Regions from separate parts of the Homo sapiens genome. Here region 1 is linked to region 2. The links are chromatin loops, found by intact Hi-C in ENCODE. Cell type or tissue: Caco-2. All regions are shown on one strand. Each heading gives the region's core, and the rest is flanking DNA. Links, peaks and the distances in the headings are about the cores only.

What was found. Hi-C counts contacts between places; a loop is a spot of excess contacts. Peaks named below come from ENCODE experiments on the same cell type or tissue, not always from the same donor. Only the 100,000 strongest peaks of a DNase experiment are listed, where the experiment ranks them.
Region 1: it touches region 2 in a loop (3-fold over the local background); 2 of 110 quality-filtered maps call a loop at or near these places.

Annotation. Positions count from the first base shown.
Region 1 is chr7:16,748,298-16,758,577 of GRCh38, forward strand. TSPAN13 (tetraspanin 13) reads left to right here and starts at 5,458. Exons shown (of 6, transcript NM_014399.4): 1 at 5,458-5,733. The coding sequence starts at 5,671. RefSeq lists a silencer at 8,047-8,341. In Caco-2, for the core only: no CTCF peak of the experiment used is centred there; DNase peaks (open chromatin) are centred at 5,314 and 5,994; H3K4me3 peaks cover 3,138 bases.
Region 2 is chr7:16,842,405-16,852,684 of GRCh38, forward strand. It overlaps the pseudogene LOC100287613. Among named protein-coding and RNA genes, the nearest start is that of AGR3, 34 kb to the right of the region's middle. In Caco-2, for the core only: no CTCF peak of the experiment used is centred there; DNase peaks (open chromatin) are centred at 4,397 and 5,127.

The DNA.
Region 1 (10,280 bases), core at 859-8,858, 95 kb before region 2:
TTGTTTTTTTAGACAGAGTCTCACTCTGTCACCAGGTTGGAGTGCAGTGGCGCAATCTTGGCTCACTGCAACCTCCACCTCCCAGGTTCAAGTGATTCTCCTGCCCCAGCCTCCTGAGTAGGTGGGACTACAGGCGCCCACCACCACGCCCGGCTAATTTTTTGTATTTTTAGTAGAGACGGGGTTTCACCATGTTGGCCAGGATGGTCTTGATCTCTTGACCTCTTGATCCACCTGCCTTGGCCTCCCAAAGTGCTGGGATTACAGGCGTGAGCCACCGTGCCTGGCTGTAGTATATTCTTATAATTTTATGCTGCCACGGCATACATTTTGAAATTGGACTCATATCAGAAGCAGGGCTCAGTTTCCAGTTCTACACCTTCCCAGTTCCTCAATGTGGCCAATCCACACATCTACCTTATACAGCTTCCTCCTGGTGACCACCTCCCAGTGGGACGGCTATTAATCAGTGCAGCCTGCCTGACTGGCCCGCTGAGCCTCACTACCTGCATGGACTGTGCAGACATGCCACAATGACCACCTGTCAGTCACTGTGTGACCTCCTGGCAGTCATGCCTGCTTGTTATGAACTCACTAATTAAAACTCCCCACGGGAAACCCCCGGAACCAATAAGGGCACTTGCCCACAGACCCCCCTCTCTCCCCCTGCGCAGACTCCTGGATATCTCTGTGTGTGGCCTCCAGGCATGCAGGTACCCAGTAAGTAATAAAACCTTTATTTCCATCTTGTGTCTCTTCTAATCATTGGAGGAGTACTCTACATCTTAAAGATCTTAAATTAAAACAGTTTAGAAGGCCAGTTTTTAAGAAATACAATTCAATTATCCATTCTATTGATTTTGTGGATAAAGACAACTTTATTGTATAAAAATAAAACCTTGGCCAGGCCCGGCGTCTCACGCCTATAATCCCAGCACTTTGGGAGGCTGAGGTGGGTGGATCACCTGAGGTCAGGAGTTCCAGACCAGCCTGGCTAACATGGTGAAACCCCGTCTCTACTAAAAATACAAAAAATTAGCAGGGTTTGGTGGCACGCACCTGTAATCCCAGCTACTTGGGAGGCTGAGGCAGGAGAATTGCTTGAACCCGGGAGGTGGAGGTTGCTGTGAGCCAAGATAGTGCCGTTGCACTCCAGCTTGGGCAACAAGAGTGAAACTCCATCTAAAAATAAAATAAAATAAAATAAAAGCTCTCCTTCCACTCAGAAATATATGTAATCTCATAGCTTAGTCTCCAGTATAACTCTGTGAGAAGAACTGTAGTCCAGTGTCCCATTCTTTTTTTCACTTAAAAAAAGGCAGTTTTTCATCAAAGGAACAATATGGAGGCATAATATGAAAGAAGGACATTGCCTATGGCAGATTTTATTTTCTAAAGACACCACAGTACGTCTCATCACATATGCTCTTCCAAAATGTGGCCTTGCAAACTTGAAGAAAAATAGAGCCTGAAGTAAATAATATTTACTCCCAGAAAATGGCACATCCCTTATTCTGTCAGGCTGCTGGTGTGGTTGCCTAAGTCCATCTAAACTATAGTTAAGCTGAATTAGGGTTTGTTATAGGTTTAATAGATTCAGTTCATTATTGGCTTCAAATATTCTTGAAGGCATGATCAAGACTTTCCTCTTACAGAAAGGAGGTCTGCATAGAGATTTCTTCGTGCTTTGCAGCCTAGCCACCAGCAATCTGAGCCTTGGGAGATCTTTGTGCTTTACAGCCTGCTACCTTTTTGTTTGCTGGGGAATAGTCTTTGCTCTCCACTCACATCCTTGGCTTTCTGTATCTTGTGAGATCTCTTGCTATCCTGTGTGGAATCCTATTCCAGCCATTGGAGGGCTCTTTCAGTGTACCATAGAGAGAGTTTTCTTTTCTGCTGCTACGTTAGTCCTGGAGTTAAAGAACCAGATTGCTTTGCTGGAATTTTTCTTATTTTTCCTCACTTTACCCCAGCTTTTAGCCACTATCTTGCATTTGGGGAAGGCTTATACACCTTGAAATAGTTGGAGATGAAGAATATCTATTAGCACTTGACATGGTTTGGCTGTGTCCTCACCCAAATCTCAGCTTGAATTGTATCTTCCAGAATTGCCAGATGTTTTGGGAGGTACCCAGGGTAGGTAATTGAATCATGGGGGCCGGTCTTTCCCATGCTATTCTCGTGATAGTGAATAAGTCTCATGACATCTGATGAGTTTATCAAGGGTTTCTGCTTTTACTTCTTCCTCATTTTTCTCTTGCCACCACTATGTAAGAAGTGCCTTTCGCCTCCCACCATGATTCTGAGGCCTCCCCAGCCATGTGGAAATATAAGTCCAATTAAACCTCTTTTTCTGCCCAGTTTCAGGTACGTCTTTATCAGCAGCATGAAAACGAACTAATGCAGCAATCTTGCCTGACCACGGCCTTTGTAGCTTATATGTCTTGTTTTAAAAGAAAGCCCATGGGTTAGAGCTGGCAAATAGTTGCAGTCATTCTGTAGCTGGGGCTCTGGATTATAAACTGTCACATAGTCCAGGTAGGGGCAGTAGAAGATGGTTAAATAGTCATTTAGTTTCTCCTTATCCCTCTCAAAGGTAGTTTCTCCCTTCCACAGCCAGTCTATAAGAGATGAAAGTGACTATGAGTTTTTTTCCCCCTCTAATAATGTCTCATCACTTCTTGGATTTTAGTTCCTCTAGTGCCTTTAGCCCCTCAGTTCTTCGATAGTTTTTTGTTGTAAGTATGATTTGGTAGCTTATCTAGCTTGTTTTTACTTACTTTGAGACAGGGTCTTGGTCTGCACCCAGGCTGGAGTGCTGTGGCGCCATCATAGCTGACTGCAGCCTTGATCTCCTGGGCTCCAGCAATCCTTCCCCCTCAGGCTCCTGAGTAGCTGGGATAGCTGGGATTACAGGTATGCACCACCACACCCAGCTAATATTTTCAATTTTTAGTAGAGATGGGGTCTCACTATGTTGTCCAGACTGCTTGTTCTTATTAGGGTGGGAACAAATGGTCTTTTGAAAATTTCTATATCCAAATCAGGAGAAATTGCAACATGTCCATTTGTTTTCCTATTTTCAGACATTGTTTTGTTTCCTCTATCAAAAGCCGTATCTCCTATCAGACAACTCTCCTACAACTATAGCTCTTGCCTGGCTTCTGTAACTGTTCCCTTAAATCACCCCCTTAGTCTTAGGGGTAATTAGAACTTCCTGCTCTTACTATCTCTGAGCTGCCTCATCATGCTTTGTTGGTTTCCTTTTCTTTTTGAGACAGAATTTCACTCTGTCACCCAGGCTGGAGAGCAGTGGCGCGATCTTGGCTCACTGCAACCTCCACCTCCTGGGTTCAAGTGATTCTCCTGCCTCAGCCTCCCAAGTAGCTGGGATTACAGGTGCCCGCTACCACGCCTGGCTAATTTTTGTAGTTTTAGTAGAGACGGGGTTTCACCATGTTGGTCAGTCTGGTCTCAAACTCCTGACCTCAGGTGATCCACTACCCTCGGCCTCCCAAAGTGCTGGGATTACAGGTGTGAGCCACCGCACCCAGCCGGTTTCCTTTAACTTTGTCCACACTTTTGAAAATAGTCCCTTTTTGAAATTCTTCTCAGTTATGCTATTTGAACGAGTCATCTCCTTTTTGCTGGGACCCTGACTGATAGGTGGTACTTCTCTGGGAAAACAAAGTGATTCAGCCTATAGGGAGATAGTGAAGATATTATGCAGAAGCCAAAGAGAGAGTTGCAATAGTTGGTTGAGTGATAGTTGAAGTGGTACTAATGTTGGTGACACCCAGGAATGGGAAGAGAATGAATAGATTTCCCTGCCAATGCCTCATCTTTTGTAAACCTCTGGCTATTAAAAAGGAAAGTTGAGCATCATCAAAGCATTGTTTGTGTTTGAGGATCATTTTCCAGGTTAGTTTTTGAAATATTTCTAGCTGTATATAAAAGGTTAATGTGGAATAGAAAGCCTAACAAATTAATGAGGTCTTGTTGGTATGGTGGGGTCAGGGGAGGGAAGGAGAGGCTGGAAGAGGGAGCAGAGAATTCTAAGAAGACGAATTATTTTAATCAGCTGCAATGTTTAATTTAATTTAATACAATTTAGCATTTGCAATTACATAATTTACTCCGTATGAACCTTTAGGTTAGATATAGTATTGTAAACTTGCAAATCTCTTTATAAAACCTTTTTCTTTGGTAGAAACTACTATGAAGTAAATAAACCTTTATTGCCTTCGCTTAGTGCCTGGAACACAGTAGGCCTTTACAAAATGTCAGATCTATGAATACTAGCTGACATTTATTGAGGCCTTCCCCTGTGCCAGCCACTATGCAAAAAGTGCTTGACATACTTCTAAAATCTCAATTTATAGGTGAGGAATTAAGGATACAAGATGCATTTCTATAGTAGAGAAGCAGTAAACTGATAATGAATTAATTGAGGTGAAGTCTGAGTTATTTGAAGATTTTCAGTTATTTTTGTGAAAAAATAAGTTTATTGAAATTCACGACCAGAACACAAAAATAATCTCTCTTGATTTTCTTTTTAAAATTTTTTAAAAAACTTTTGTTGACACGTAGCAGATGTATATATTTACGGGGTACATGAGATGTTTTGATACAGGCATGCAATGTGAAATAAGCACATCACGGAGAATAGGGTATCCATCCTCTGAAACATTTATCCTTTGAGTTACAAACAATCCAATTACATTCTTTAAGTTATTTTAAAATACACAATTAAGTTCTTATTAACGATTGTCACTTTATTGTGCTATCAAATAGTAGGTCTTATTCATTCTTTCTATTTTTTTGGACCTATTAACCATCCCCACCTTCTCCCGCTCTTGATTTTCCTTTGCATGCATGTATTCATAAAGTTTATTAGTATTTTGCAAATCTTTGTAGGATAAGTCTGACCTGTCCAGGTCACAATTATAGGGCACATATCTTATTTTCTGAGAGAAGCAGGGATTTTATTTTATTTTTTATTGTTTCACTTATTTTCTCCCTTTCATTTGCCTCTACTTCGTTCTCTTTTAAATCTTTCACATGTTTTCATTCATTACTTGCTTCCTGCCTTCCTTCCCTCAAACAAGGCCAGGTGCTTAGTTTTGAAATCTCATTCAAAATGGTGCCACGTCATCTGCCAGGGCCAAGAATCCAGAGGTGCTGTCATATTTCTCCTTGCCAGCGTGGATCTCCTCCGAGCCCCGCCCTCCCTCCTCACCTGCTCCTGGGGAAACTACACCAAGGCCGCCGCTCTGGCCTGGGGCTCCCTCCCACACGGCCTTGGCCCTCTCCCCCTCGCCCCGGGACCGCTCCGCCCCTCCCGGATCCCGGTCGGCGGAGCGCATTTATTTGCATATTTCTACCTTTGTTCCCTGCCAGCGGCCAATCAGCGCGCGGGGCGAGACGAAGGGGCTGGGCGGGGCTCGGGCTCCTGCTCCGGCTCAGCTGCGGCGGCCGCAGGTTCCAAAGCGGGTCCGAGCCGCCGCCGCGCGCGCGCCGCGCACTGCAGCCCCAGGCCCCGGCCCCCCACCCACGTCTGCGTTGCTGCCCCGCCTGGGCCAGGCCCCAAAGGCAAGGACAAAGCAGCTGTCAGGGAACCTCCGCCGGAGTCGAATTTACGTGCAGCTGCCGGCAACCACAGGTTCCAAGATGGTTTGCGGGGGCTTCGCGTGTTCCAAGAACTGCCTGTGCGCCCTCAACCTGCTTTACACCGTGAGTATCCCCAGTCCGTTCCTGCTCGCTTGGGGGCTTTGCACCTGCTTGGGAGCTCTTTGGCTTCCCTGCCTGGTCAGCGACTCACTCGTTGCATCCCGCGCCCCCTTCCCGGCTTCCCACGTCTGCGCGCCCCCGGCCTCACCATCCGTCCCCGCCGGGGACCGGGCGCCGGCGCTTGTCGCAGTCTCTTCCTTTCGTTCATTGTGAAGCCGCGGTCTCTCAGGCTCGCTGGCCGCGTCTCTGCCACATTGCTCCACCCCGCCCCCTCACCCACCGCCTTGTTTTTCAAACATTCAACCGGACCTCTCCGCTTTCCCACCCCGTACCCTTCTGCCGCTCGCTCCTGACATCCAGACGCATCTGGGCCAGGCGTGGAGGCGCGAGAGCCGTCAGGGCTTGCGGACAGTTTTGCGGAATGGCGTGGCCTGAAACTGACGAGGCGGCATATGGCTGGTGTGCCTCTGGGTTAGCTCTTGGTACCCTCGGGATTTTAATTGAGGCCACTGAGTAGGTTCACAGGATGTCCGCTGCTTCCGAAGTTTGTTTCGTGCTCACAGTAAAGGGATGTCTTTTTGTTTTTGTTGTTGTCAGTTTTGCTAGTACTTGGTGCTTTTTCTGTGTGTCTTGTCCATGATCAATATCCTAACTCCATTTTAAACCAAGTCCTCCAGGAAATAAGCGAGCCCCCACCCAAGTCGTTTCTTTCCCTGCCAACCAGCTTGGGCCTCTTAGTTTTAACGCTGCAGGCTCTCTTTGTGATTTTTTGAGGCGCAATTCTGGGTGAACAGGAGGATGGGCAGGACAGATCGACATTTATTGAATGCCTATCACGTCCCAGGTTTTACATACACAATGCTCGTTCATCATTCTGACAACCTTCTGAGGGAATGGGGCATTATCTGCATTTTATACATAAGGTAACAGACCAAAAAGGTTTTAGTAAGTTTACATAGCTGGTAGTTGACGAGTCAGGAGTGGAACCTAGGCTGTGGAATCCAGATCTTTCCACAGGCTGTCTCTACCGGGCGGAAGAAACTTCCTCTTCTGTCATCATCCCTCCATAGTAGTCTTGCTCCCTTCTATAAATATACCTGGCGCTTTGCAGCACCCACCCTGAAAACAAACCCAGCACCCCTGCATTAGCAGAGAGCTAGGCCATCTGTGCAAGCTTAGATTACCTCCTTGGAATAGAGAGGCTGCCTTGTGGTCACCAACAGGAGAAGGAGGTTGGGTCATTTTACCTTTACTGTTCCTTTGTATGTGAACATGACTGCAAGCTTTGAAGGCAAGACAGAAACAGGCATTGAGTACGCTTTTATGGCTAGTTAGTAAGAATCTGGTCAACATGGTCATTAATAGTAGACTTGGGAAAAAAATTTTAGAACACCTGGTGATACAGTTCCTTGGAGATACATGTCAAGTTTCAGATCAAAATTCATCTGTATCACCCTGAGGTATGCTTATCACCCTGGCTGTTTATTAAGTAAATGCTGACCAGTTCTCTAGGGTTTTTTTTTTTTTTTTTAAATCAGTGTGAGTGGCCTGCTTGGAACTTTAAATTCCTTATTTTGTGACCTGAGTTCTGTTTTTTTTCTGCCAATGATTTAGTCATCTGTTTGCCAGACACTTAGTCTTACAGTGCCTGCTTACACAGAGTGGAATGTCTACTTTGCATACTTACTTCACTGAAGGGTCTATATCAATGTATAATCTTTTTTAAAAAGGCAAGTTATTTTAAAATGAAGTTCCTTGCTTTCTAGACATCATTTTTAGTTGTATTTAGAGTATATCAGGAAAGTGAGGCGAAAGAAAGGTGATTCTAAAGGGACATATTAAGACTATTTAATATCTATTCTAAATTATTGACCTTCAAAGTGTGTGTTCTATTGATTTTAATAGCTATGCAGTAAAACTTAATGAATTGGAAATTCACGGGACAATAAAAATGGCTAGCCCTTTTAAATCATAGACTTTTTAGACAAAGGGACATTTCTTAAAATGAATTAGTGGCTGCTTGCTTCTTTTACATTGTAAATAGGCTTAAATAACTGCAGCAGTTTAAAGTGGAGGCAAGTGACAGGTAAAAGTTGGATCAAGTCTTAGATAGATGCTGAAAATGTGCCATGGCCATTATTTAGCTTCTATTTCTCCCCTGATCTCTTTCTCAACATTTTAAGATGAAAAAAATGTGAGGCAGTTGGGGATGGGATTGAGCATGAAGACTTGGGAGACATTTCTCTATAAGTCATGAATAGAAACATTCTTTGTAGGTTCTAATCCCACCCTGGTCACTGCCTCTAAAATGTGCTCAACGCTACAGGATTACATTTGAGGTCATTTCTAAAAGTGTTGGTTAAACCAGGATTGCATATGGGAACGGCAGATGCCTGAAACATCATCATTGCTGTGTTGAAGCATTTTACTGAGGAACTTAGGACTGTATCAGCTGAACTGTCCACATGCTCTGGTGGCTTGCTGATGAGCCTGAGATTCGTGCCACATTCATGATCAGCTCAGAAAGCATGTCACTAAAAACAAGTTGGAAGTCCCAAACAAGGAAATTTGATCACTAGGCAAAATGTTAACAGTTGATTTTTCTTGTTGTTTATGGCTTGATTATTTTAGTTAATAGGATCGCCAGTACTGGACAAGCTTAAATTAGTGTAGTATGTGTTAACAGTTTGTAAATATAGAAGAAAAGGGGGAAGCTACATTCCTGAATTCACCTTCACAGTATTCTAAGAGAATGACTTGCCTCAGAGCTTCCTGCATTTAAAGAAACTTTCAGTTTCTTCATTCAACAATTATTGAGTGCCTACTGTGTGCCAGGCTCTGTTCTCAGTTTGGAAATACAGCAGCAAACCAAACAGGGCGTAAAAATCAATGTGCTTTTATGAAGGCTCTTTTTTATTTACTACCTTTTATACATATGTTTTCAGGAATTGTATTCAGTCAATAAACTTTTGTCTACTGTGTGCACTCTTTTGAGAACTGTGGGAAATAATAAATACCTATAAAGGCAAATGCATTGTGAAGACAGGATCTAGATGAGAGACATGGAATGGGAAAATTAAATGGCGTATAAGGAATATACTGACTTTAGGTACCATAAAATTTAGGACTGTGGCAGATATTTGTGGGTTAGAGAAGTTGGGGGAATAAAGGAGGTGTGATTGAATCAAGGAAATGTAGAAATAGTGTGTGGGTCTTTTTGATACCATTTAGGATATACATAAAAATGAAAATGATTTGGGAAAATGACTTATTTTTAATAGTTTATAGGAATATTTTAGGCTGAAAAGATTTTGACAAGTAGTGAAAAAAACTTTTGAAAATTATGCTTAGTGATTTGTGGGAAATTTTAGAAAATATGAAATAAAATTTGTATTAAAATACGTAATATTTTGAAGCTTTATAATGTGTCTCCTTGTGCTTCTTAACCAGAGAAGAAAGCTCTATTAAAAACAAACAACCAAAAAAAAGGTAGCTGACTTTGTTAAATAGAACCAAACTGAAAAATATGACCAAACATATATTTACTGGGACTTTTTAAGAGTTGCCCTGCCAGTTTTAAAATCAGGAGGGAAATTTCAGAAGTTGCAGTTTTGTTTCTCCTGTGTGTGTTCATTCTTATAACATCTTTCCATGTTTGTTTCTTTCTCTTTTTCGTGATTCTTTTTCCTTATACTTTTGGTTGTTTTGAGAAAAATTCTCATGCAGCATAAAAATTATACTGAATTACTTCATAAACACCTTAATTTATATTTTTATCACCTCTGAAGTTGGGATGCATTTTATTGTTTCTATTTGTATTTTTGAGATGGAGTTTCACTCTCGTTGCCCAGGCTGGAGTGCAATGGCGCGATCTTGGCTCACTGCAACCTCCGCCTCCTGGGTTCAAGCGATTCTCCTGCCTCAGCCTCCTGAGTAGTTGGGATTACAGGTGCCCGCCACCATGTCCAGCTTATTTTTTGTATTTTTAGTAGAGACGGGGTTTCGCCGTGTTGGCCAGGCTGGTCTTGAACTCCTGACCTCAGGCGATCCACCCGCCTCGGTCTCCCAAAGTGCTGGGATTACAAGCATGAGCACTTTATCTACTATAAAATGCTCCCGGCCTGGGATGCATTTTATAGTAGATAAAGTGTGCCATATCTGTTAGATAAAAAAATACGACCATACAATTTATGGGAAGAAAATTCTGTTTTTAATCTGTTAGATAAAAAACATATGTCCATACAAATTATGGGAAGAAAGATCACTGGATTTATGAAGAAAACTGAAACTTTTCCAACTCTGTTACTAGACAAACAGCTTACTTTGAGTTTCAGTTTCTTCATATATAAATTGGTGATGATATTTTTCAGTCGTCCCCTCATGAAGCTGTGTAAGGATAAAATCAGATAGTATATAAATGCTTTAGATGTATAATAGAAATAAAATTAAGTTGTTACAGCTTCAGGTGGAAAAAGTTGAATTTTGCTGAATTTATAGACTTGGCTTCTTCTTTCCAGCTATTCTTCACAGGTAAAACTTGCATAAAGAAA
Region 2 (10,280 bases), core at 1,314-9,313:
TGTAAGGTATAGAGGTAAGTGAAAATAATATTAAAATTCCAGGCAGGGAGAGTTCAGTTTACTTTTTAGGTGTATAGATTGAAAATGTTAAATTCCAAATATACTAAAAACTTTATTTATTTATTTATTTTGAGATAGGGTCTCACTCTGTCACCCAGGCTGGAGTGCAGTGGCACGATCTCAGGTCATTGCAACCTCCACCCGCCCCGGGCTCAAGTGAGCCTTCCACCTCAGCCTCCCAAGTAGCTGGGACTACAGGTATGTGGCACCATGCCCAGCTGTTTTTTAAAAGAAACATTCTGTAGACACGGGGTTCTGCCATGTTGCCCTGCCTGGTCTCCAACACCTTGGTTCAAGTGATCCACCCCTGTGGCCTCCCAAAGTGTTAGAGTTACAGTTGTATCCCTTTTTTTTAGTAGCTTAACAGTTTAGTAACTTAATCCACAGTTTCTGGGATCCAGGAAACTGTGAATTAGTAAATCTAAGCTTAGAAATCAAGATTAGCTTTCAGTTCTGTCTTTTACAATTATATTTCTTCTATCCTCAGATGCACATTTTTTTCAACATTTTGCCAACTCTGAAATGAGAATGCCTTTTACAATTGGTCATGTTTCATCATCGAATTTAAGTCATTTTTGGTGTTATATATAAAATAATGATCCTTCTTACAATAGATGCTGTCTTATTTTGGTAAAATGCATATATTATACATTTTTAACCTATCTGACATATACTATTGTTGCAACAATGGCATGCATAGATAAGGACAGGACAAATAATTCAAGAACCCTCCTAAGTCATTGCTGCAATGTTAAACTGAATAGTGAAAGAGTGTCAGAGATCTAGCAGGCTCTAAAATAAGGCCAGTGTTAGCATCCATTGTTACCTCGAAAGTATATGTATGAAAGCCCATTTCCCTCGGGTAATTGTCTTCACATACAGACACTTGGGAATCAATATTTAACAAAGTCACTGCTAGAATTAGGTTTCACAGGGATACAGCCCAAACCCAGCCCAATTTACTTGGGGAACTGCTGGTGTTGCCAATTAGTCTATTCTTCCGTACATAAAGGCAGCTCCTGCATCAAAGTTCTCTGGTACCTCATTTTATTCTGACATTTTTCTTGTAATATTTTTTCCTAAATTGATTATCTTATATTTAGCTTTTTCCAAAATATCAGAGTACCTTGCAAGCTTTCGTATCAACTTACAGTTTTTTTCATCATTGGTAGTGGTGAAAGTGCTAAACATTGCTGATTCTTGTTTTCATCCACCGTATCCAATTTTCAGAGTTCAGTCATGTTCCTACAGGTTTAACTTAGTGATTTTCATGTGTTTAGTGATTTTCATGTGCTGGATCGGGCCAGTTCAAGGTCCTGATATTCATTAAAAGAATGATCACATTGTAATAAGAGTTGGGATTCTTTTAGGTAGTGCTTATAAAAGGAAAGCATTGTAGTGACCAACCAGGTAGTAAATGGTTGATCTACTGGGGCCATTGTAGCCATAATCCCTGACTCAATAGCTCCACATCTTTTGGTTTACATTCTTTCTTTTAGTCAGGCTGTTGCTCTTACAACTGACTTTCTGGTCCGCTGAGGAAGAAAGGTTTCAAGAGATTGGTTCTATACTCCTCTGAGAATTTCCTTTTGTTTCGAAGGGAAAAACAGCAAGTAACTGTTTTTAGATTAAATGAAGCATCTATTTCAGTTCGTAATGTATAAATTGTAGTAATTAAAGGTAGAATGACTTTTTAAGTAATTATATTGCATGCGATACAATCCCAAAGAGATGTAGTGCTTTCTAAGACTACCTGGTTAGATGGTTGGTGTGTACAACTGCCAGGGTTTACTAAAGCCAAAGAGGCAGTGTTCTGAGTTTAGATGAGAGAACAAAAGGAACTAGTCGTTTGAAGAGCTGCCTGGGAAAAAGTGTTTCAGGCAGGAGCAGCAAGTGCAAATAATCTGAGGTAGGAAAGAGATTCTCAGCGTGATAGAACAAAGTAAGCAGCCGGTGTCCCTGACATCCCAAGTAAGCAAGAGAGAGATTGATACTCAACTGATGGAGAGAAGAGCAGGGAAACAGAAATGGATCATAAGCATTTGACCTGCTAGGAATCATTGATATTGTTAGTTGCCTCCTTAACCTCCGTTTTCCTCTATTTGATGTTCCCTACTTTTTGAGTTTTACCTTCCTTTATGCATTGGTCATGTACTTCAAGAGGAAGCTGACTGCTCTCCATTTCCATGATTGGGTCCTGGTTGGCTTGGGCCTATCAGCGTATTTCAACTCCATGGTCAAGACATTGTTTCCAGGGAAAACTAGAGGACCCTTTCTCCTTCCTTTTGGACATGAAAACAACTTGTTGTCCTGATTGCATTTTGTAGACATCTTATGAGCTGTCATTGGGAGAAATTCAACATTGTGGATGGTAGAAGAAAGTAGAAAACGGGACTTTGATGACAATTTTGAGCTCTGGATTTTTAAAATATAAGTTAATAAATGTCCTTCATTGTTTAAGCCAACTTGATTTGGATTTCCTTGTTTTGGCCTGTAGAGTCACAGTCCATTGAAAAGTAATGGTTTTATGCCAGGGAATGGCATTGCCCTTGTGCCATTTTTAAAAAGTTTATTCTAGTTTAAATAATAAAGGTATCTATTGACTCACAAAGGGAAAAACCAGAGCATGGAGAAAGGGTAAGATGTCATTGTAGTAATGTATGTAAGGGAGTAGTGATTAAACCTAGGCTAGTGACATTGCAAATAGAGAAAAACACATATAGAAAAAAATATATTTTGGCACTAGCACCAACAGGACTTGTTAAAGGGTTGTTTTTAGGAAACGAGGAATACAAATAATCATGGATGACCTCCCCAAAACTGTAGGAAGGTTTTGGTTTAAAAAATTAAGATGATGCCATTTACTGAAATGGGAGTAGCTGGTTTGGGCATGGGTGGAAAACAAGGATTTCAGTTCCCGATATGTTAAAGTGTAAAAGAACTGTTTTTCTTTGATGAGGATATGCCAATTATATAGTTTTATATATGAGTGTGTGACTCAGTGGAGAAATCAAGGCTGAAGATATGGTTTGCGAGACATCAACATGTAATTGGGTTTTAAATAAATGAAATGAGATGAAGTAATCCATGGAGAGATTGTAGATAAAGAGTTAAGGAGAGCCTGGGATAGAGCTCATGCACTTCAAAGTTTGGAGGTTGACTAGAAGAGCTTGGGACGAGATTAGGGAAAATTGGCCAGAAAGGCAGTTGGGAAATGGAGGATGGAGAGTTACAGTAACAAAAAGAGGAATTGTTTCAAGAGGGGTATTAACACTGTGGAATCCTGATGAGAGTTTGAGTAGGGAGTGAAAGATATGTATATAATCAAAGAATAATTTAATCATGTTTTATATTTAAGACAGATATGTTCTAATATCTATGCTTTGAAGATAATATTTCATGAATGATGAATCATAATTAAGCAGAATGTCATTTATATGTCCATATATTTCAGAGAAAAATAAATAAATAAATAAATAAATAAATAAATAAATAAAGTAAGCAGAACATTTTACCAAAGTAATGATTCTAATTCAACTAACTCTCAGGCACTATAAGGCTCTATCCAATAAAAAGAATTGAAAATATTCCCATATTTACTTGCAGTTCTCAAAGAACATTAATGGAGATCTATGCCATAGTTCATAGCCTCATTTCTCTTAAGTGTCTTTCCTTTTCTCCTTTAATTCTCTCAAATTTGTAGAAGAGAGAGGGGAGAGGGGAACAATGAATGTGTGTGTATACACGTGTGTGTCTGTTTGTCCCTAATATTTTTCCCACATCTCTTGCAGATACCCATCTCTTTTGTTTCTCTTTTATTCCACCTTCCCCCATGTCTTACCACACTGCCATCTCCCCGTGGTTGCTGAGATTTTTGGTCCTAGTGCCAGCCATTGGAGACCATTCTCGGAGGATTAAAAGACCCAATTATTTCTCTGGACTTTCCTCCTGGAGGGAAATGCAAGAAGTTCCTTGGAAAGTGTGTATTCTTCTTTCACTCTGATTGATGTTTCCTTGTAGAGAAACTCAGAGGAATCAAATTATCTTTCTTCTTAAATCTAATTTGCTAGCTCTGTTGGATGAGAGAGTTTAGGGTTCAAATGGCTTCTCTTTTTGGGGGAATATTCATTTTAAATAAATTTTCCTACTCATTAATTCCAAAAGTCAAAATGCCAAATTTTAGAGGACTTAAAACATTCACTGAATTTGTGAAATAGTTTTTCATTCCAGTGATTGAATCTTGCTTTTCTTTTGTTGCTGCTTTGGAGAAGGTTAATGTGCTTCCCATAATGTCATCACTCTGTTGAAATCCATCTGTCCCATAGCTCGGCAGTGGTGCAGCCCTTTCAAGTTCTGCAGGGAAACAAGATCAAATAAAAATATCCAGCTCTTCGACAAGTATATGAAAAACAAAAAGAAAAAGCCCATAAAGAAGAGACAGAGCAGATACCCTTGCCCTAAAGGTGTAATGTGAAACTAATGTTTTGTTAAACCTGTTGAGCATTACTCAGATTTCTTCATGAGTACATTCACACCTGGGGGAAAAAAATGACCCCTGTCATACTATGGAAAGAAACAACAGAAATTACTAGAGGAAGGAAAGTAGATAGGCTCCATTTTCTGGTTCCAGTTGGAAATTTAACTTGAATCTTTTTGTTAGAGCTAAAATATGCTTATACTGTACATTTTTAAGAGTTCTCTCAATGGGAGAAACATAGCAGTTCCTGAATATAACTCACTATGCTTGTGCCTTCCAAACATTTTCTTTCATTTTTCAGGGCAGGTTTGAAGCAGAAGAAAAAGGAAAGATAGGAGTCGCGGCTTATTCACTCACTTCCTATAATGTTCAAATGCTGAGGTGTCCTAAAACTTCTGATATTCTTTGGAAGCTAAGCTGAAGAATTTTTTTTTATTTATTCTGGTCCAGTGCAAATATTTGTCCATTGAGCAATATACGGCACATTAGAATCATAAATCCACCATCTGCTTAAAATGAGCCAACACCCACCTGTAAGGAGACGGTTACAGGCTGGTATTGTGTTCCTCTAGTGCTTAAGTGAAGGCCACTGACGCTGTGGGGCCCTGCTTTGTTTGAGCTGCCCTGTGCTAAGATTGCCTGATAAAATTCCAAAAGGGTGTGTACGTTTGCTGCAACCCACAAAGATTACTTTCAGGTTCCCTTGGAGAAATCTTTTCACAGTAATGGGGGCAGAAAGAGGCCAAAATGCCATCAGCTTTGGATATGTGGGTGCATTTGTGGATTCTCTGCTCTGATGTTCTAGTGCAAGGAATGAAATGAATGAATAGGTCATTTGGCATTCCGCGGTTATGTCAGCAGGCATGACTGCTGTCACATTAACTGAGCAAGAAAGGGATCTTCATCACCTTACTCCTAGCAAGTACTGAAAGCAGGGTAGAAAAAAAGACACTCTGCTCATAGTAGTTTATCTTTTACTTTTTATTGATTTATTTAATTTATTTTTTGAGATGGACCCTCACTTTGTCTCCCAGGCTGGAGTGCAGTGGCGTGATCTCGGCTCACTGCAACCTCTGCTCCCCCGGTCTCAAGCCATCCTCATGCTAGTTTATCTTTTAAATGACCGTAAGTCCCCATTTTAAACTGACAGACATTCGACTGATACTATACCTTAGAATTCTCCCTGAAATATTTGTTCTTGCCACTCAACAGGAAGCTTATAGAATCTGGAAAATGAATTTGTAGTGGGGGCTTGTTCTCTGAAGTAGCTATTATCGCTTTTAAAAGAAGCCCTCCTGGCTGGGCATGGTGGCTCATGCCTGTAATCCTAGCACTTTGGGAGGCAGGGGCGGGAGGATGACTTGAGCCCAGGAGTTTGAGACCAGCCTGGGCAACATAGCGAGACCCTGTCTTTACAAAAATATAAAAAATTGTCTAGGCATCGGGCTATGCACCTGTGGTCCCAGCTACTAGGGAGGCTGAGGTGGGAGGATGGCTTGAGCCTGAGAGGTCGAGGCTGCAGTGAACTGTGATTGTGCCACTGCACTACAGTCTGGGTGACAGTGAGACCTTGTCTCTAAAAAAAAAAAAAAAAAAAAAGGCTCTTTAGAGGACAAAAGTTTCAGATTCACCATAACACATCAAGCGTTCCCCTGAAGGGCTTGCCTCTGAGTTTATTCTTTGGGAAAACCCTAATACAAAATGAAGGCAAGAAATCCACTAGTTATCGTATTTTAGATTTTGAAAGTTGGTTGTCTAAGACTCCTGGGTGATTTAGACAAATTTCTACATGTTATTTGCCGAATCTAGGTATGAAAGCAAATCAAGCAAAACCTGTTCGTTTGAGGTATAGTGCTTTAGTCTGCAATTTTTTATTATTTTAGATTCAGGGGGTACATGTGCAGATTTGCTACATGGGTAACGTTGCATGATGCAGAGGTTTGGGCTTTTAATGATCCCATCATTCAAGTAGCAAACGTAGTACCCCATAGACAGTTTTTCAATCCTTGCCTCTCTTACCTTTTGGAGTCCTCAGCATCTATTGTTCCCATCTTTAAATCCATGTGTACCCAATATTTAGCTCCCACTTATAAGTGAGAACACGCAATATTTGGTTTTCTGTTTCTGTATAAATTTGCTCAGGATGACAGACTCTAGTTGCATCTATGTTGCTACAAAGGACATGATTTGTTCTTTTTTATGGTTGTGTAGTATTCTATGGTGTGTATGTACCACATTTTCTTTACTCAATCCACTGTTAATGAGCACCTGGATTGATTCCATGTCTTTGCTATTGTGAATAGTGCTGTGATGAACATATGAGTGCAGATGTCTTTTTGGTAGTAGATTTATTCTCCTATGGGTATATACCCAGTAATAGGATTTGCTGGGTCACAAGGTAATTCCATTTTTAGTTCTTTAAGAAATCTCCAAACTGCTTTCCACAGTAGCTGAAGTCATTTGCGTTCCCACCAACAGTGTATAAACTGTCCCTTTTTTCCAAAGCTTCAGCCACATCTGTTATTTTTTGACTTTTTAAAAATAGCCATTCTGACTGGTGTGAGATGGTATCTCATTGTGGTTATGACTTGCATCTCTCTTATGATTCGTGATATTGAATATTTTTTCATATTTTTGCTGGCCGCTTGTATGTCTTCTTTTGAGAAGTGTTTGTTCTGTTCATGTCCTTTGCCCACTTTGTAATGGAGTTTTTTTTTTTTCTTTCTGGTGTGATGGTTAATTCTGCAAAAGGCATTTTATTTAACAGGCAGCATGGACTTCATACACATACATTATCAGTGCCTTGAAAACCAAAGAATTTTAAAAGTTAGCAGTAGCTTCTAGTTTCTGCATGTACAAAAAAATACATATTTATTTATTTATTTATTTATTTATTTGAGACAGAGTCTTGCTCTGCAGCCCGGGCTGGAATGCAGCGGTGTGATCTCGGCTCACAGCAAACCCCGCCTCCCGGGTTCAAGCGATTCTCGTTCCTCAGCCTCCTGAGTAGCTGGGACTACAGGTCACTGTAGGCCCTGAGTCTGGGCTGGCCACATCCTCCACAGGCCAAGAGCTGGTCTGTGAAGAAGGGTGCTTGTTGGTTGAAAAGGGTGGTAGAGTCCTTTGGTTCTGGTGTTAGCAGTGCAGTGTCTCGAAGGTGGCTCATTTTAATTCCATATAGATCTTCATGCCCCGTGAGTAGGCATGAAGCCTCTTCTTTGCCAGAATTGACCCATAACTTGTAACCTCTCTCAGGGCCAGCTATCCTTAGCATTGGTAATGATATGTTGATATCTTCATTTTCTGTATGTGAATCCATTACTGTTATAGTTTTAGAATAGGCATAATTCTCAATGTCCTTGGTGGAGATTTTGAGGGAAATGCCCTTTGGGTCGTCCTTCTCTTTCTCTAGATTGATGTATCTCTGAAGGAGAGAGAGCTATTTGTCCTTCTGATCTGGAGAACTGAAAGTGGCCACAAAGTTCACTGTGAGTCAGCCCAGAGCCAAGGATTTCATGGAATTGGTGTTGCCTTCTGCCACTTCATCCAGACAGCTTGCTGTCCATATACCAGTTAATCTAATTTTATTTTGTATCTTACAGTTATGTTGTATTTGAGTTTGGCCACACCTAACAGATCATTGAATAGGAAAAGCTGCTCCTCCTGTCTGTGCAGGCCTCTTCCGAGTTCTACCTGGCTGTCAATCCGCAGAGTCCTATTGGAGCACACAAATGATGACAGAATTGCACATGTGTGATGCTAGTGGAAGGACTTTCCCTGGGTTAAAGTTTTTGCAGGACTTTATCTGGGCTAAAAGCTGTGGCACTTCTCCTTTCTGTTAGTGTTTTCTTCTTCCAGGGCTAAGCGCACAGTCAGGCATTGCTGGCCCTGACGACTTCGGAGCTGATCCTGCTGAAGGGCCGCACTCACCTAGGCCACTGCGGGGGATCCAGGGGCACGCTGAGGGGTCGGGGAACGGGGATCCCTCCCCTCCAGCCTGGTGCCCCCACTGAGGGAGGAGTCGGGGTGCTGATGAGGCGGGAGGCAGCTGGAGATGGGAGGGAGGCTGCCGGGTCTGCTCAGAGAGAGAATAAGGCCCTAGATATGGAGAACGAGGAAGCGGCGTGGGGGGCTGGGGGGTTTCGGGGGAGGTGGCAGCAGGGCTGGCCCTGAGGGGCGGGAAAGGTCCTCAGATGACCCTTGCGGGCGCGCACCTCCAACGTCAAATCCCAGTGGCTTCAGCCTCGCGCCCTGAGTGGGGTCTGCGGCTGCGGAGGGCACGGGCTCCACTCAAGCGTCCTCACCGGCTTCCGCGGCTCTCCCCACAGAGCCTCCTGCTGGGGCACATCTTAAAGCAAATCCCAGCCCCGAAGGAACCTAGGCGGTCGGGTCTGTGGTGGCAGAAGGCGCGGCTGCCGTGCTCAGGTGGGCACAGCTCCCCATGTGGGCAGCTGCCTCCTGCAGGGGCCTGTGTGTCGCCGTGCCCTGCATGGCGGGGTAGAAGCGGTTACAGCGGCGACCGCCCTTTGTTTTTTTCTTGTTGATTTGCTTAAGTTCCTTGTAGATCGTGTATCTCAGTCCTTTGTTGGACACATAGTGCACAAATATTTTCTCCCATTCTGTAGGTTGTTTTCAAATCTGTTGATAATTTCTTTTGTTTTGCAGAGATCTTTAAGTCTCATTTTTAATTTTATCGTATTTGCTTTTGGGGTCTTTATCATAAATTCTTACGATTTTTTTTTTTTTTTTTTTTTGCTAGCAGAGTTCTGTCATTAGGATTAGTAAGATTCTTAAGTGTTCCATACAGGTAATAAAATCAGAAGAGTATGACCTCAATATGGTACAATATCCAGGTTTTGGTAGATAGAAGTGATTTTAGAGCGTACTAGTCCGTTTTCACACTGCTATAAAGAACTACCTGAGACTGGGTAATTTATGAAGAAAAGAAGTTTAATTGACTCACAGTTCCACAGGCTTATCAGGAAGCATGACTGGGAGGCCTCAGGAAACTGACAATCATGCCAGAAGGCAAAGGGGAAGCAGGCACCTTTTTTTCACATGGTGGCACAGTGAGTGAAAGGGGAAGTGGCACACACTTTTAAACCATCAGATCTGGTGAGAGCTCACTATCTGGAGAACAGCATGGGGGAAATCTGAGCCCCCATAATCCAATAACCTCCTACAAGGCTCCTCCTTCAACAAGTGGGGATTACAATTCCACATGAGATTTGGGTGGGACACAGAGCCAAACTGTATCATAGAGGTACTTGAACGCCTCACATACTCTCTTTCATCACTTACTGTTGGGGCCTGGAACTTCTGAAGTTTTGATTTCCTCAGCTTTCCACTGTTAAATATGGAAATACAGGTGGGAATACTGTTAATTGCAAATACCTTACAGAAGATATTTGCTACTTTAATCATGAATGATTTCTAAGGGGAATCTAGACAAAGGGCAGATAAGGTTTTGAAAGATATTGGGGCGGTGGGGGGTGGTGGGCAGGAGGCTTGAGGAAAAGCAAAAGAGACTGAGGAGAGCAAAAGATCCCAAAGTAAGAGTTTACCTAGAGCAAGTGTGGAGGGGAGGGAGTTGAGTAGTGAGTGATGTTAAGAGGGCAAGGAATGACTAGGGAAGAGGTCTGAAAGAAAGTTAAGAGTGCCACCAAAGATCACCTGTCTTCTTAAAAATTTTTTTATGGGTAACATTGCATAGCATTATAGAGTAAGAACACTGGGGCATTTA